Regions from separate parts of the Homo sapiens genome. Here region 1 is linked to region 2. Evidence: read pairs that join two places in POLR2A ChIA-PET (ENCODE). Cell type or tissue: PC-9. All regions are shown on one strand. Each heading gives the region's core, and the rest is flanking DNA. Links, peaks and the distances in the headings are about the cores only.

What was found. Peaks named below come from ENCODE experiments on the same cell type or tissue, not always from the same donor. Only the 100,000 strongest peaks of a DNase experiment are listed, where the experiment ranks them.
Region 1: POLR2A ChIA-PET joins it to region 2 with 9 read pairs; 1 of 35 experiments calls an interaction of 5 or more read pairs at or near these places.

Annotation. Positions count from the first base shown.
Region 1 is chr11:70,064,405-70,072,380 of GRCh38, forward strand. LOC105369371 (a long non-coding RNA gene) reads left to right here and starts at 6,255. Exons shown (of 2, transcript XR_007062760.1): 1 at 6,255-6,294; 2 at 6,416-6,773. LINC02753 (long intergenic non-protein coding RNA 2753) reads right to left here and starts at 967. Exons shown (of 2, transcript NR_120529.1): 1 at 1-967. It also overlaps a transcript of ANO1 not described here. RefSeq lists a silencer at 7,756-7,933. In PC-9, for the core only: CTCF peaks have their summits at 3,733 (motif pointing left) and 3,933; a DNase peak (open chromatin) is centred at 3,807; H3K4me3 peaks cover 1,115 bases; H3K27ac peaks cover 4,609 bases.
Region 2 is chr11:69,269,842-69,277,817 of GRCh38, forward strand. No RefSeq gene overlaps it. Among named protein-coding and RNA genes, the nearest start is that of MYEOV, 20 kb to the right of the region's middle. In PC-9, for the core only: no CTCF peak of the experiment used is centred there; a DNase peak (open chromatin) is centred at 4,960; H3K27ac peaks cover 3,095 bases.

The DNA.
Region 1 (7,976 bases), core at 1,780-6,779, 790 kb after region 2:
TCTTAGCCTTTTTCTCCTTTGTTCTTAGTCCTGTTTTTGCCCTGATTTTTCAGATGGGCGCCCTGGACTGAGGCAAACTTTAATATTGCCCCTGGGATCAGACACACGCTGGCCCCCTCTCTGGCTATGCTGGCCTCCCTGTTTGGGGCAGCAGGTAAGGAAGAGCTGGCTCAGTCCAGGCCAGATGAGAAGGAAATAAAAGTTTTCCTTGTCCCCCTTCCTCCAAGCCTCTTCCTTCTTCCCTTTCCCCTTGCCGTGGGAAGTTCTCTTCCTCCACTCCTTCCATCCCTCGCCGTCTGTGGGCCTGATGCTGATTGTCCTGTTCACTATCAAAATGATCTGGGAGAAGAAAGTCATTTATACTTTAGTATGAGTTTGATCCATAGTTTGTCTTTCCTTGGGCTATTTGCTCTGTGAGTCTCACTGGCAGATGAAAAGTTGAGGGATGCATTACAGACACTCGGGGCCATCACAGAAGAATGGGGGTGGGGGATGGGGAGGCGCTGACAGTAGAAGGACCCTCCAGAGCTCAAGCAGTCACACACACAAGCTGCCACCCCCAGTCCTCAATTGGTTTCCATGCCGTTCATAGTCTGGGACAAAGGACTTAAAAAATATGTGGTTGAGAGTGGCTCTGAGCCCAGCCAGGTACAGGGAGCAGGGGGACCTGAGGCTGCTTGGCTGGGCAAGGCAAGAATGCAGGGAGCTTTTTAAGACGGCTGACTCTGTAGCTCTGATTTTTTTTTCTTATGAAGGAGCAATCCTGTTTGGCTCCAAGCCTAGGGATGGGGCTGGCTCTGTGGAGCAGGTTGCCTTTGAGCCGGGTGGGGCTGCCCCAGGAGTCATCGGCTGCCTCTGGAGGTGGCGAGGTTTCCATCACAGCGGTTGGGGTCTCCTGGATTCAACCATCATTAGAGGAGGCTTTGCATATTGCCGGGGTTGTGCCAGATACCTGGGGGCCTTGACTAAAATGTGTTTCCTGGGCACTACCCCCAGCTCGCTGAATCCAGGAGCAGCCCCGGGATCATTGTGACCTCACAGTTCAGACAGCATCGGTCCCCTGTGGGGGCCACCTTTCCAGCCCCTCCTCCCAGCAGAGGATCCCAGTGCCCTCCTGGCCTGAAGGCCCTGCAGGCCTGGCCTTCCCAACTTCCTCTCTGCCCTTGTCCCCCGTCGTCCCTCTAGTTGGCCTGGCCCTCCCAACTTCCTCTCTGCCCTTGTCCCCCGTCGTCCCCCTAGTTGGCCTGGCCCTCCCAACCTCCTCTCTGCCCTTGTCCCCCGTCGTCCCCCTAGCTGGAGGGTGCCCCAGCCTGGCTGACCTCAGTTCTTGTCCCCAGCACACACAACTCTTCCCAGCCTCAAGGCCTTCACCTGGCTGTGCCGCTGCCTGCAATGTTCCTCCCCAGTCTTGTCAGGGCTGGCTCCTGGGGAGAAGATCTCTGCTCAGATGTCACTTCCCCGGAAGGGCCTTCCACGGCCACCCACGTCGTGTCTCCCCACGCCTGCCCCCACACTCGCTAGCCCGCCGTCCCCTCTTCCTGCTTCCGTCCTCCACAGCAGTCATCACCATCTGATATTCCTGTGTATGCATCGGTTTGCCTTTCTGGCTCCTGGTTTTGCTCTGCCTCCCCGCTGGAAGGTAAGCTCTGTGGGAGTAGAGCAGGGACTTGTTTGCATTGTTTATTCCGTGACCCAGCCCCGGTTCTGTGTCTGGCACATAGAAGTGTCGCTGAATGAATGAATGAATGAATGTCCATTGTGTGAATGAAAGAGTGACAGGTTTGGAGGTCACTGGAGCAGATGGCCAAGTCTGTGACAGCTGTGATAATAAACAGTGATTACAAGCAGGGGGTCAGATGCCGAGCTGCCCTCGTGGGCACTAAGGGTCCCAGGCCCTGAGCTTGCATTCCCAAGGGACCCCATGCTTGGTGTTTGGGGCCCACTCTTAACATCTCAACAGCCTGTCTTCTTATTGGGACTGAGTTGGAAACAGGGGTCCCAGAGCCCACATGACTTGTCCAAAGACACCCTGCAGGGTTGCAGGGACAGAGGGGGAGGAGGCCTGTGCCTGGCACCCATCATCAGTCTCTAGAAAGTTCCATTCTGATAGATGAGTCAGCCATGCCCAACAGTCTCCTGGGACAATCACCCCCACAAACATTTGCCAAATGTCTGCAATGTGTTGAGGGCACATGGAGTCCTCCTCTCCTTGGTGATTTGGTGGCGGGGGCGGGGTGGGTGGCAGCCCTGACTTTGGCCTCCCTGAATGACGGCACAGCAGAGACGTCTGGTCTCCCGTGGAGATTAGACCCCCTTCAGCGGCAGGGATGCTGCCAGCTCCATCACCGTAACTCCACGGTGGAGCAAAGCACCCCGGAGGCTGTCCTGGCACAACCTGACCACAGTCATAGACCAGTCAGCCCCAGGAGGGACACTCTGCCCCGGCCTGGTTGCTGCCAGCCAGGCCCATGGATGCTGCTAGTCCAGCCAAGGAAGTGCCTGTCCCCACTCCCAGGCCCATGCAAAGGGGCCCAAAACAAACTTGAAAAAGCAGCCCCCCAGCGGGGAGGCCAGTCTGTCCGGGGTGTCCAGGGATCATGACCGGCACTGCTGTTTTCCTAACTCATGTGACCAAAAATCCTTTTATTTGTATAAAAATGGAGCCTGGTTGTCTAAGTCTTCCCAAAGTTTCCTTATATCAAGCAGTCATGAAGGGCCCCCCACAGAGCAAGGTCTGTACTGGCCACCATGAGAAACTGCTGTTCCCACCTTCCAGCCATGTCCAAACCCCTCTACCCCGTGGGGCTTAACCACCTCTGAGCATCCCACCTGCCGTGTCATTTGCTTCTGTTTTGTCGATGGTCTGCCTGCCCCTCCCTCGCTGGACAGCAGCTCCAAGGGGACAAGGAATCGTGGGTGTTTTTTTTTTTTTTTTTTTTTTGAGACGGAGTCTCCCTCTGGTGCCCAGGCTGGAGTGCAGTGGCGCAATCTCCGCTCACTGCAACCTCCACCCCCTAGGTTTAAGCAATTGTCCTGCCTCAGTCTCCCGAATAGCTTGGATTACAGGCGCCTGCCATCATGCCTGGCTAATTTTTGTATTTTTAGTAGAGATGGGGTTTCACCATGTTGGCCAGGCTGGTCTTGAACTCCCGACCTCAAGTGATCCGTCTGCCTCAGCCTCCCAAAGAGTTGGGATTACAGGCATGAGCCGCCGCACCCGGCCTGTGCGTGTTTTGCTGGCTGCTTCTTCCCCAGTGCCCGGCAACCTTGAGAAGATGCTCACAGGCACCCGGTGGATGCACAGGCAGCCCCAAGGCCCTTCCCAGCCTTCCCGTCCCTCCAGACCTCCCGACCCCCTGCCCCGGCTTGGGCAGTCGACCCCTCCTTTTCATCTTCCTAGTTACCAGTGACCGTTTAGGATTCAGCTGAGAAGCCACTCCCTGTGCAAAGTCTTCCGGAATTGACCATGACCTTTCCTCCCCTGGTCCTTCAGCATTTTTCTGTGGCTGTCAGATTTCTGACTTCCTGGCAGACTATCAGCCTCACACCTGCGGGTCTGTGCCCTGGGCTCACAGCTTAACACGTAGAAGGACCTTAATAAATAGGCTGATTGCCCCTGTGGAGGGGACACGCTCCTGCCAGAAAAACCCAGCCCACCTCCTCCCTGGACAGGAGCCCTCGTATTGGAGAAGGCGGGGCTCTCAATGGGGCTTTTGTGGTGGGTGGCAGTGGCCTCAGCAGCTTTCCCCAGCAGCTCCACCAGCTGGAAAATGTTAAGACAACAACTCCATCCTTGCCCCTAGGGAGAACCTGTTTGTTTAGATTCCACAGCCTCCTGTTAAGAGGCAAGTGTCCGTGCAGGGGTTGGTTGAATCGGGTAAAAATTGACCTGTGGGTAAACTCTTCATTGTCCTCCACTAGGCGGGTGCTAGAATCTGTGGACACCGACAAAGGACATTAGCTCATTTGTTCATCCTTTCAAAGGATACTTTGCATACCTACTGTGTGCCAGGCTCCGCTGGGTCCTGAGAATACAGAGAAAACAAAAAACAAAGGTCCCTGCTTTCCTGGTGCAGGGAGAATAATAAGTTGTCAGATAACAGATGCGGGGAAGCAGTGGAAGGGGCTGGGAGTGGGGCCAGGGCAGACCCTGGAAAGGTGGTTTCTTAGCAGAAGGCTTGGAGACGTGAGCCAGGAGGGAAGGAGGGTCACAGCTCCCAGGAAACATGAAGTCCAGCCCAAGAGAATACAATTAACTCCTGGGAGGAGGAGGCCATTAGCCTATGTCTGCTCCATGGTAAGGGGCTCTCTCGCTGGCACGCCCCCTACTCTTTCCCTAGCCCACTCCTCCAACTGTTCTGAAGTGGTGGGAAGGCGGGTAGGGGCAGTCCCAGTGGTCATCTAAGGGAAAACTGTCCCCCTCTGTTTGGTCCCCAAGCTAAACAAGGCTGTGACAGGCAGCAGTAGGGAAGGAAGGCTGTTACCATGCTCTCTGCAAGCTGATGGTCCCCAATGTCACCAGCCGCTGCAGACTCATCCAGCTCCAAGGACCAGGGGGGCCCAGGCCCATGTATTTTCTTAGGTGCATCTACAAAGGCTGGGCTTCATGCCTCAGGACCTCCTTGATGAAAGAATATCCCCCTCCACAGGGTCCCCCTGCCTTGTGAAACAAGCCATATGAATCCACTCACAGAGGGCCCGGGGCCATCTCTGAGCATGGGCTGGGGGTTCTTTGCTTTTACCCTGGTTTCCTTTGGGAAAGAATTGGAAGCCCCACCATCCTCCCTGACCAAGGAAAGGGTCCGCTTTCTCTTCTGAGATGTGGCTTGAAGGAACCAGGGAGTGTGTTCTGCAGAGAGATCCAGAAGGAACCTGTGGCTTTGAAAGAGTCCCTCTAAGGTTGGAGGAAAGACTTCTCCATCAAACTGGAAGGAAACAGGAACAGAGGAGTGGACGGCCAAGCACGTCTCAAGGTGCTTGAGCTGAGAGTCAAATAGTGGAGTGAAAATTGACGAATAAACTCCTTCCGATGGGTTTAAGGGAAAACAGCCCCACTCTGTTTGGTCCCCAAGCTAAACAGATTTGAGATCTGTTTAACACAGAGGATCTGGGCTGTGATGAGCTTAAAGGGGGAGGAGGACACTTGATTTTTCAGAAAGCCTGATTTCAGACGTAATCGTTCATGTTTAAGAAGCAGGGATGCTGACTTGATTTTCCAGAAAGCCTGATTTCAGATGTAATCATTCCTGCTTAAGAGGCAGGGACACTGAGTCTTGGGAACAGCTTTTGGAAAACGATAATCTACGTTAGAGGCGGGGCAGGCAGCCCTGTGGCCCCTGGGCTCTATATGACTATGTGTCTTGGAGGATCTGGGCTGTGATGAGCTTAAAAATCTTAAATATCTGTATTCAGGAAGAGCTTCTGGATGGACACTAGAACCACTGATTATGCATGCCATTGGGGAGGAGATCCCATGTCGGGTCCATTTTTAACCCTTTGGGGATGAGTTGTCGTATGTGTATGCATGCAAGGATGTGCATGCATGTACTTACTAACCCTATATGACACGGATCTTTGGATTTTGTCTACATAAGCGAAGGGATTGAAATGACTTAATTAATTTGCTGTTGGCCATTAATGCATTTTGCAAAGACAGGCAGCCACTGTCTGTCACAGAGGCCACTCTGTCTCATGCTCTCTCTTCCTTATGTTTTAAGAGTCAATGCCTTGGGGCTCAACTTTGTTGGATAGCTGGTTCAATTCTGTGCATTTTTCTAGGTCTCTGTGGCTCACGTCATTTTCAGCATGAAAATGAGCGATCAAATTATGACAAAATCACCTGGAGCCGCCATTCTAGCCAAGGAGGGTGAGGGGAGGCAGAGGGAAAACAAGATGATGAAGCGAACTCCTCTGCAGATAAGGGGTGGCGGATTCTATGGAGAAATACAAAGTCAGGAAGGGATTTGAGGAGGTAGAGGTATAAGAGAATGAGTGAATGAGGCTGGGCACAGTGGCTCACACTAATCCCAGCACTTTGGGAGGCCAAGGTGGGCGGGTCACCTGAGGTCAGGAGTTCAAGACCAGCCTGACCAACATGGTGAAACCCGGTCTCTACTAATAATATAAAAGTTAGTCATGACGGGTGCCTGTAATCCCAGCTACTTGGAAGGCTGAGACAGGAGAATTTCTTGAATCCAGAAGGCAGAGGTTGCAGTGAGCCAAGATCATGCCAATGCGCTCCAGCCTGGGCGACAGAGTGAAACTCCAAGTGAATAAATGAATTGTGAGTGCATGGTGAGTGGGTAAGTAAGTGGGGAATGGGGTGAGCCAATGGGCGAGTGAGCAGGTGGATGAGTGGACAAACACTTGAGCGAATGAATGAGTATGTAGCTGAATGAACCCCTCACTCTACCAGAAAAGCCAGGGGAAGGGGCCTGAGCATCTCCTTCAGGGGTACCTGCCAAGGCGGAGTCCTGGAACCCCTGCCCAGAACTGCTCGTGGAGGGCATCTGCGTTAGTCCCCTGCTCCCCAGCGCTGCCAGCCCCTGCCTCAGATCTCTTACCCAACCGCATCGCTTCCACTTGGCAAGGTAGATGGCCCATGTACTGGGAGTACTACATGGTAGGATCCCTGGGAGGGTGCCCCTGGGTGTCCTCCTGGATCTCTTTCTGGTGTGAAATAGGGCGCTCTCTTGGCTTCTTCAGTTGAACACCTGTGTGACCAGCTCTGTCATCAGATATGTTTTGTAATTAAAGGCTACTCTGTCCTAATATTTCGGGAATGTGCTGTGATTGGCCTTTAGGCAAAGGTGGGTTTCTCTACATGTGTGCTGTACAGAGAAAAAGCTGTTCAACTATTTTTCCTTAAATAGTAAAAGGGTCCAATATGAGCCCACAGGTTACAAAGTGTGTCAGTGCCTTAAATAATATCACCCTTTCCCTACCTATCAACCTATTTCATGTCACTGCAGAAATCTTACAAAACAGAGGAAATGACAAAGCAGAAAATAAAAGCCATCCAATATAATTTTCCTTAAATAATAGGAAAAGGCTCTGTAGCTAAGCAGTCCAGCCTGGTCGCTCCTTCCCACATGTGACTTTGAGCCCTAGAAACGTGGCTTTTCTGAAATAAGATATGCCGTAAAGTAAAATTCACATACCAGATTTCAAATATGTAGTTGGAAAAAAGAGAATGGCCAAGGTCTGATTAATAACTTTTTTTTTTTTAATTTTTTTTGAGACAGGGTCTCGCTCTGTCACCCAGGCTGAAGTGCATTGGTGCAATCATAGCTCGCTGCAGCCTCAAACTTCTGGGCTTAAGCAATCCTCCCACCTGAATTTCCCAAGTAGCTGGGATTATAGGCACGCACCACCATGCCTGGCTAATTTTTTTTTTCTTTTTTAGAAATGGGATCTGACTGTGTTGTCCAGGCTGGTCTCTGACTCCTAGCCTCAAGTGATCCTCCACTTCAGCCTCCCAAAGTGCTGGGATTACAAGTGTGAGCCACCATGCCTGGCCAGGAACTTTTATACTGAGGACATGTTGAGATGATATTCTTTATATAACAGGTCACATAACATAGATTATTGATTTCCCCTGATTATTTTTACTCTTGTTAGCGTGGATAGTAGAATATCTCAATGACACACACTCCGCAGGGCCCAGTAACGCACACCTTTATTGTACAGAAACGTTGCATCAGGAGGACGAGGTCTTCGGCGCCAAACCCAGAGGGCCTTGAAGGTTCTGATTCCCCAGCGCAGGGTTGGGACAATTCCTCCACTGCTGGTGATGCTCCTGGCTCATGTTCCCATTCATTTCTCCCACAGACGTGAGGCCCGGAGTGTACAGCCAATGGTTGTCACACACAGTATCCCCCCAAGAGAAACCTGCAGCCCAGCAGCTCGGCTGCAGTACAGAGACCCCCAACCTGGCAGAGGCCTTGACACAAAACAGTTTTGCACCAAATGATGCA
Region 2 (7,976 bases), core at 1,856-6,855:
AGAGTGGCCCTTGGAGGCCCTCCCAACCTCTGGTGGGCCTGGTGCTCCCTCCCACACCCACACGAGCCTGGGAAACAGCTCTGTGGGCTCTGTGACTCGAGGTGGTGTGAGGAGCCCTGGGTGGGCTTGGTTTGCTGAGTCCGAGTGTGGAATGGGAGCACACAGGGCCTCCAGGGGAGCTGGAGCTGCAGGCCTGGGGCTGGGGGAACCCTGCGGCCTGGGCCCCTCCACAGTGGCTGTCCAGCGTGGGAATGCTCTGGCCCTGGCTTCGTGTCCTCCGGCAGATTGACAAGGTCTGGGGCCCACGCACTGACTCTCAGGGGAGCGATTGACGGCTTGTCGGTGGGGAGTAGGCGGCCCAGGCAGGCTGTGCTGGGAACGGTGAGCCCCCCAACTCCTCCAGGCCCCTCCCTCTCCTCCCAGGCCTGTCCCAGGCCTCTGAGTTAGGGTACCGGAGGGAGTCCCACAGGGACCCCATGGTGGCCCTGAGATGGCAGCAGCATTGTGAGCAGAGGTCAGCACTGGCCAAATGTCCTGCGAGCAGAGGAGTCTGGAGAAGGGGACGGGGCTCTCTCTGAAAAGACCAGAAGCCTGGAGAAGGGGATGTGGCTCTCTCTGAAGGCACCTGGGTCCCCTCAGCCTACCTGGGTCCCCTCCTCCCAGGGGCTGCCCCCTTTCCTCCCATCCCATGCTCAGTGGGAGTTGCTCCCAGGCCCCGGCTCTGGGGCTTGCTTGCCACGTCGTGGCTCCTACATCCTTTCCATGTCCTCTGCAGCCCCTCCAAGCCAGGCCCAGGATCCCCTAGACTCCTGTCCTGTAAAAATCGCCAAGTCTGGCCAGTAGTCATGGCTCGCGTCTGTAATCCCAGCACTTTGGGAGGCCGAGGCAGGCAGATCACTTGAGGTCAGGAGTTTGAGACCAGCGTGGCCAACATGGTGAAACCCTGTCTGTACTAAAACTACAAAAATTAGCCGGGCATGGTGGCAGATACCTGTAATCCCAGATACTCGGGTGGCTGAGGCAGGAGAATCGCTTGAACCCGGGAAGTGGTGGTTGCAGTGAGCCAAGATCACACCACTGTACTCCAGCCTGGGTGACAGAGTGAGACTCCAGCTCAAAAAAAATAATAATAAAATAAAAAAAATCACCAAATCCCTCACCCATGCCAGCCTCCCAGATGGGCTCCAGGTGGAGACAGAAACATGATATCCAGAGAGTGGCAGGGCTCGAGCAAGCTCACGTCCATTGGGACACCTTTAGCCAGGGAGATTCGGGCCCAGATGAACTGAGCTTATTCTCTTCGCTTCGCTGCCTTTCCCTTCCGGGCTGGGATGACTCAGTTTCTGGGGCCAGAATCTCAGTCCACTGAAGTCCGAAGGGCCTTGGGTGATGGTCCCAGCCAGTGGGGTCCAGAGATCCCTGGGGCTCTGAGTGGGGTGTGTCAGGGACTGTGACCAGGGGCTGAGGAGGCTCCATCTGGCTGCCTCAAAGTAACTCCAAGCTTCTCTGCCATGTATTTCCACTCCAGTCTGACTGCTGCTCATAGCAGAGATCAGGTACTGGCAGTGCCACCTCCCCGATCACATGGCAGGTCAGTGTCAGATCTGGGGACGTCCCCAGGCCCTTGTCTTTGCCCAGAGCTCTCCCCTGGCTTCTTTAGTGGGGTGGGAAAAGGAGCTACTGGTCTACCTGTAGCTGCCCTGACTGAGAGGGAGGAGGGAAGAATGGCAGGGGCTATGCTGGTAGCTGTGACGTAGGAGCCCTGGCTTGGCACTGAAGGAGGAGAGAAAGGAGCAGCCTCCACAGCTTGGCCAGGGTCCTGCCTGGGCCACCACCACTCCTTCCACCTGCCACAGGGCTGTTTCACAGCACCAAGGATACAGGCTCCGTGAGGTGACCTGACAGTCTTCAGGCAACGTCCACACCACAGAGCTGATATGGTTGACCCTTTAGTATGGGTGCTCTCCCTCTCAGTTTGGCCTAGGCTTTGGATGTTTGAGAGTCTCTTCTCCAACTAGAGTTAGATTGGAAGGAGAGCCACCCATCCACTCACCCACTTAACTTCTCATCCATCTCGCCATTCATCTTTCTAGCCTTCATTACAACCATCTTTGTAGCCATCCACATGTCCATCTGTTCATTGATCCATTCATTTACTTGTTTATCTATTCCTCTATCCAACTGTTAGTTATTCATTCAAAGCCCTTTCTAACCATCCATCTACATGTCCACCCACTCATTTATTCATCTTCCATCCACCGATTTACCTATTCATCCAGCCACCCATCCATCCATCCATCCATCCATCCATCCATCCAGTTACCCATCACTCCTTCAATCATCCATCCATTCTACCTATCTGTGTTTACCTTTCTAGTCCTCACGCATTCACTCATCCACCCATCCAACCATTTATCCATCATTCATCTACTCATCCACCTGTTAGTCCATGTACCAGTCTATCTGCTTATCGGTCATCATTCTAACCACCTATCCATCTATCCATCCTGCCATCTTCTCACCCCACTCATAAATGTGGCACTCTGTCCATCCATCTGCCCACCTGTCCCACTGTCCATTCACCTATCCATTCATTGATCCAGCCAAGCATCTATGGACAGATGCCACGAGGCTACCATTATTCATCGCAGAGCCCAGAGTAATGCTGTGTCTTGGATTATATGACTGCTCTTACTTGGTAGATGAAAACACTGAGATGAAATACAGGGGCAGCATACTTATTGGGAATAACTACTTAGGGTCAGAGAAACCTGAGTTCAAATCCTGACTCTATCATCCCATTAGCTCTGTGGCCTTGGATCAGTCATTTACTTCTCTGTGCCTCAGTTTCTTCCTGTGTAAAACAAGAATAGGAACATCTAGAATGTTATGGAAATTAAAGCTAAAACATGTATTATATTTCTTTACAACAAAATAAGTCTTTACTGAGTTTGGCTTTCTGGAGGAATGGTTGTTACAGGTGGGGCTGTGCCCATGGCTGGCTCCTGGAGACTCCTGGGCTCTGGCCCTGGCTGTGCAGATGGCCATTTGTCCTTCCTGTGCAGCTGACCAGTGCCAACAGCAGGGAGGTCTCTGGGGCCATCAGTGCCATCTGACGCTTGCTGCTCAGATATGGCCGTAGCCTGCAAGGCAAGTCTGGTCTCCCCCGCCCAGAGCTGGTGGCTGCAACCTGAGCCTGCAACCCAGAGGCCTTTGGCCCATGCTCCCAGGACGCAGAGTTTCCTTTGGCCCCTTCTGCCGGTGCACCCCCACCCAAGCCCAGCTCCTGGGCACAGGATGTGTGTGCACTTGGAGCAGAACAGAAATCAGAGCTGGAGGCCTCTGAGCTGCTGTCTCCCCGCCCACCAGGTAGGCCTGTCCCTTCCCCAGGGTAGGTAAATACAGGGTTCTATTTACGTGGCAACGCACGGGGCAGCCAGCGGTGGCAGGTCGGTGGCTTATGCAATGGCAGCGTGGCGCTTGGCAGCTCTGGGGTGCCGTGGGAAAGGGAGGTCTCCCTCATGATGTGACTTGTACCCTAGTCCCGCCCTTGGGGGTGACACCCCGTTTGGACCTGGTTGCCCCAGACAGCCCAGGCAGGCAAGAACACCTGGGCGCAAGGCCTCCCCTGTTGCTTGTCGGCTGGGCTCCAGCCCTTCCTGCAGGACTTTGGGGAGATACGTATTATCAGTTGCAGCATCCACAGGGACCTCCACCTCTAAGAACTCACCAGGTGCCAACACAGCTTCCACGCTTTGTCTCACTTCACCCTCCCTTTGTAGACGGGGAGACACAGAGAAGGGTCTCAGTGTGCATGGTCTCACTCTGCAACCATGCTCTAGGGCTGAAGCCACTGCTCTGGGCCAATTGTCCTCAGCCTGGCCAGGGCTCTGCCTGGGTGCGCCATGGCTTTCCCAAGTCCCCTCCTCCTGGAGGATAGTGGGGCAGCCGAATGCCAGGCAGCAAAGGACCCTCTCCCCACTTTCGCCATCCCAAGGCTCTAGCGGCTAAAAACATCCCCCACCCTGAACTGCTCTGCCAGCTTGAGGCTACCCCCTCTGGAAAGCCCTCCCTGACCTCCAAGTCCCAAGGTTGAGGCTCCCATGAGACCCTGAGCCCACCTCTCTGGACTTCAGTCTCCTCTCTGCCACAGGAGAATAATGGCTTTGAACTTGGAGCCGTCTCGCGGGTGAAAGGAGAAAATCATTGCAAAACTGCTCAGTATCCCACAGGCAGGAAGGGCTCAGCACCCGAAGTGTTCAAGCTATGTCCTGTGGCAGGTGGATGCTTCTACATCACCCGTCCTTGTCAGAAAGCCCTTCTGCAGGCAGCAGCTGCATCTTGCTTCCCTTTGGTCCCTTTCTTGATGCAGGTCCACTACTGTGGAGAGAAGGGAAAAGCCACTGGGCACCAGGTGGGTGGATGGGTGGACAATTGGAAGAATATTTGGACACGTGATCTGATGGCAGGAATTGAGGAAGGAGGGAGGGAAGGAGGACAGCAAGGCAGGGAAGGGAGAGGAGAAGAGAAAGCACCAGCCTTATAGCTCGGTCTACCCTGCAGTCCCTGGAGCCAGTCTGGGGCTATCCCAGCTCACCACACAGTTGCTGCCTGGCTACCCCTCTCTGTGTCTAGTTTTAATTTTTCATCTATCAAAGGGAACATAGCTGAACTAGCCCACTCTGTAGTGCCCTTGTGAGGATTAAACAAAGGAATCATGCAAGAGGACTGTCATGGTACAAGGCTCTCAGTAAGTGACACTTGAGTGTCCTTCCTCCCCAAGCAAGCCGGCTCCAGTTCCCAGCAAGGCCAGGTAGCTGCACGGCCATTCCTGCACTGGGCGTTCCCCCTGCCCGCCTCCCACGCTAGCCCTCCCCACTTGCTTGTTAAAATCCCCTGGATCAGTGCCTCTCCCAGGTATGTCCTGGTTATGTAATCACCGCCCGAGCAGTTACACACCAACTTGAGCTCTTTGCTGGCTCCTGTTTACTCTTTGGCTCAGGGGAGAGTTCCATTCAGAAGAAATTGCTATTGCTTCTCAGCCTTCCCATGGGAAAGCAGCATTAGGGAGGGGTTCAGTGAGCCAGCAGGAGTGGGGGGAGTGGAGGCAGGGGAGGAGTGGGGGGAGCAGGCCCTCACACAGCTCAGGGCTTGCTCCATACGCACAGCTTGCCAGCTACTTTATCTCTTTAAAAACAAAAGTCTCAAATAATTTTTTCACATGACCTCATTTTCTGATATACCTGAATATGGTTAAGAGAAAGGTGGACGATGACCTCATCCCATTCCCTATTCATGACTTGTTACCGTGTTTTGTTGCCCTTGCATTCATTCATGTGTGTTTGCATGCATCTATATACACATCCATCAATCCATCTAGTCACCCATTGATCCATTCATCTATTCATCCATCTATCCATACATTTATCCATCCATCTAGCCATCCACCTACATATTTATCCATCCACCCACATCTCCATCCATCTATCCATCCATCCATCCATCCACCCACCTATACACTCATCCATCCACCCATCCATGTACACATCCATCCATCCATCCATCCATCCATCCATCCATCCATCCATCCAACCATCCATGTATCAATCCATTTATCCATCTATCTATCCATCCACCTATGCACCAACTCATCTACTCATCCATACACACACCCACCCATCTACCCATCCATACACATACCCACCCACCCCTTCCTCCCTTCCATCACATAACATTTGTTGAGTTAATAGTAAAAGAAATAGTGGACTGGGTGTCCTATGACCTGATTTCCATTCTCAGTGCAACCCTTGTGCTGAGGCCAAGTTTGGGAGGGACATCTACCCAGGTCTGAGTCTCAGATATGCCATTTTCTCTTTTGTTCTTGGCCAAACTCTTTCCCTCTTTGAACCTCAGTATCCTCATCTGCAAAACAGGGCGATAAGGATTCTTGTCTTATTATTGGAAGGACATAAAAATAATGTAGACTTGGGAGTTCCTGGAATCATGTGAGCCTCCCGTGGGGACTCTTCAGGTCCTGTGCTTTCGGTGGAGGTGCTAAGATGGTGCAAGAGGAAGCCCTTGCTTTGGAGCTTCCTGTGCAGTGGAGCAGAGGAAGAACCAGCCAGGACTGGTGGGGTCTGTGTTGGATGGAGGTGGAGAAGACTGAGGGGCCTAGGCCACAGAGGGGCACAGCCTCAGGATAGGTCTTGGTGGCCATGGTTGGAGGATTAGATTCAGGCTTTCAAGCAAGGTAGATAATGGCTGCATTGGTATTTTGGAAGGACCCCTCTGTCTGCTGTGGAAGAAAACTAGTAAAGAGACTTGCAGTTGCCTGACTAGACCATGAGACTGAAGAGTAGGGGGTGACACTAAACTTCACAGACACTTTTCCTCCTGAATGCTGAAACTGTGCAGGCACCAGAATCACTGATTTAGGTCTCAGGTGACCCAGATCACACTGGATCTCTGGTCCTTCTGTAATATGGCATTTGTGCCTTATCTTCCCAGCCTGCGTCCCTGGCAGACATTGCTAATCAATTGCAGCTCTCTTTCCCCAGAGCCTAAAACTGTGTGGTCTAGTACAGTAGACACTAGCCATCATTTAAATATGGCTCTTTAAATCTAAATCAATTAAAATTAAATAAAATTAACAATTCAGTTGCTCAATTGCCAGAGTCACATCGTTTCGGTCTTTCTTTTTTAAATTTAGAGATAGGGTCTCACCCTGTCACCCAGGCTGGATTGCAGTGGTGCAATCATTATAGCTCATTGTAACACTGAACTTCTGGGCTCAGGCGACCCTCCAGCTTCTGCCTCTCAAGTAGCCCAGACTAGAGGTGGGCATCACCAAGAACAGATAATTGTTTATTTTTTGTAGAGTTGGGGTCTCACTATGTTGCTCAGGCTGGTCTTGAACCCCTGGTCTGAAGCTATCCTCCCACCTCAGCCCCCTGAGTAGCTGGGGCCACAGATGTGAGCTACCGTGCCCAGCCTACAGCCACATTTCAAGTGCTACTATAGCTATTGGGTACCAGATGGGACGGAGCAGGTACAGAGCATTTCTATTGTCAGAAGAGTTCTGTTGGTCTGTGCTGACCTCAGCCAGGTCCCATAGCCAATTCTGGGTCAGTGAGGAGCTGGGAAGCATAATAAGCAGCCTCTGCGCCTCTCTGGGCTAAGCAGTGGTGAATTTAGCCCAACTTGATGCCCCCCATGCTCATATCTCATGGCAGTTTTTCTTTCTACCTGAATTTTGCACGTAAAATCAGACTTAAAAAAGCAAAGTCCTTCTGGGCTGACCCTTCTCAAGTTCACTTTCTTTTTTTCTCTCAAGAAAAAAATTTTTAAAAAAAGGAAGTAGGAAAAGCCCAGCTTTGCCATGGGCCATAGATGTCACTGCAAGTGTCATTTCAGTCCTGAGCTCACCTGGCCTCTCCAGCCTCCGGAGGCTGCATGCTTCTGTTTTTACGTCTATTTTTAGTGCCCCTGGGTGAATGTCATTGCCGCCAGAGGCTGACATTTCATACTGTGGGAATCTTGACCTGCTGCTGTTCCGTTGTCAGTTGAATCTGCTTTGTTATGCCCCAGAAGGAAAGAACAATGATCATTAATAATCGGCAACTTCTGGAAAATCGGAAATGGAACCTCTGTGATCCGAGGCTGCCCTTAACCCCAGCTGTGCTGCCTGCAGCGAGCACCACATGGCTGGTCTCCAGAAGGCTCCACAGTTGCCAGAAGGTTACACCCTGGGGCTGCCAGCCGGTTGATGCAGGGCAGGTGGGCAGTAGGCAGTGGGCTGGGAGAGGGCAGACCTTGACCCTCAGTCATGTGACTGGGGTGGAGGAGGCTGAGGCAGAGTGACAAGAACTTGGTGAGGAAAGTGTCCAACTGCATAGAGACTTGCGGCCCACCTCCAGAGACCAGCACAGGGGACACCCTCCGGGGGCAGGGTAGAGGACAGGTGGGAGGAGGGGAAG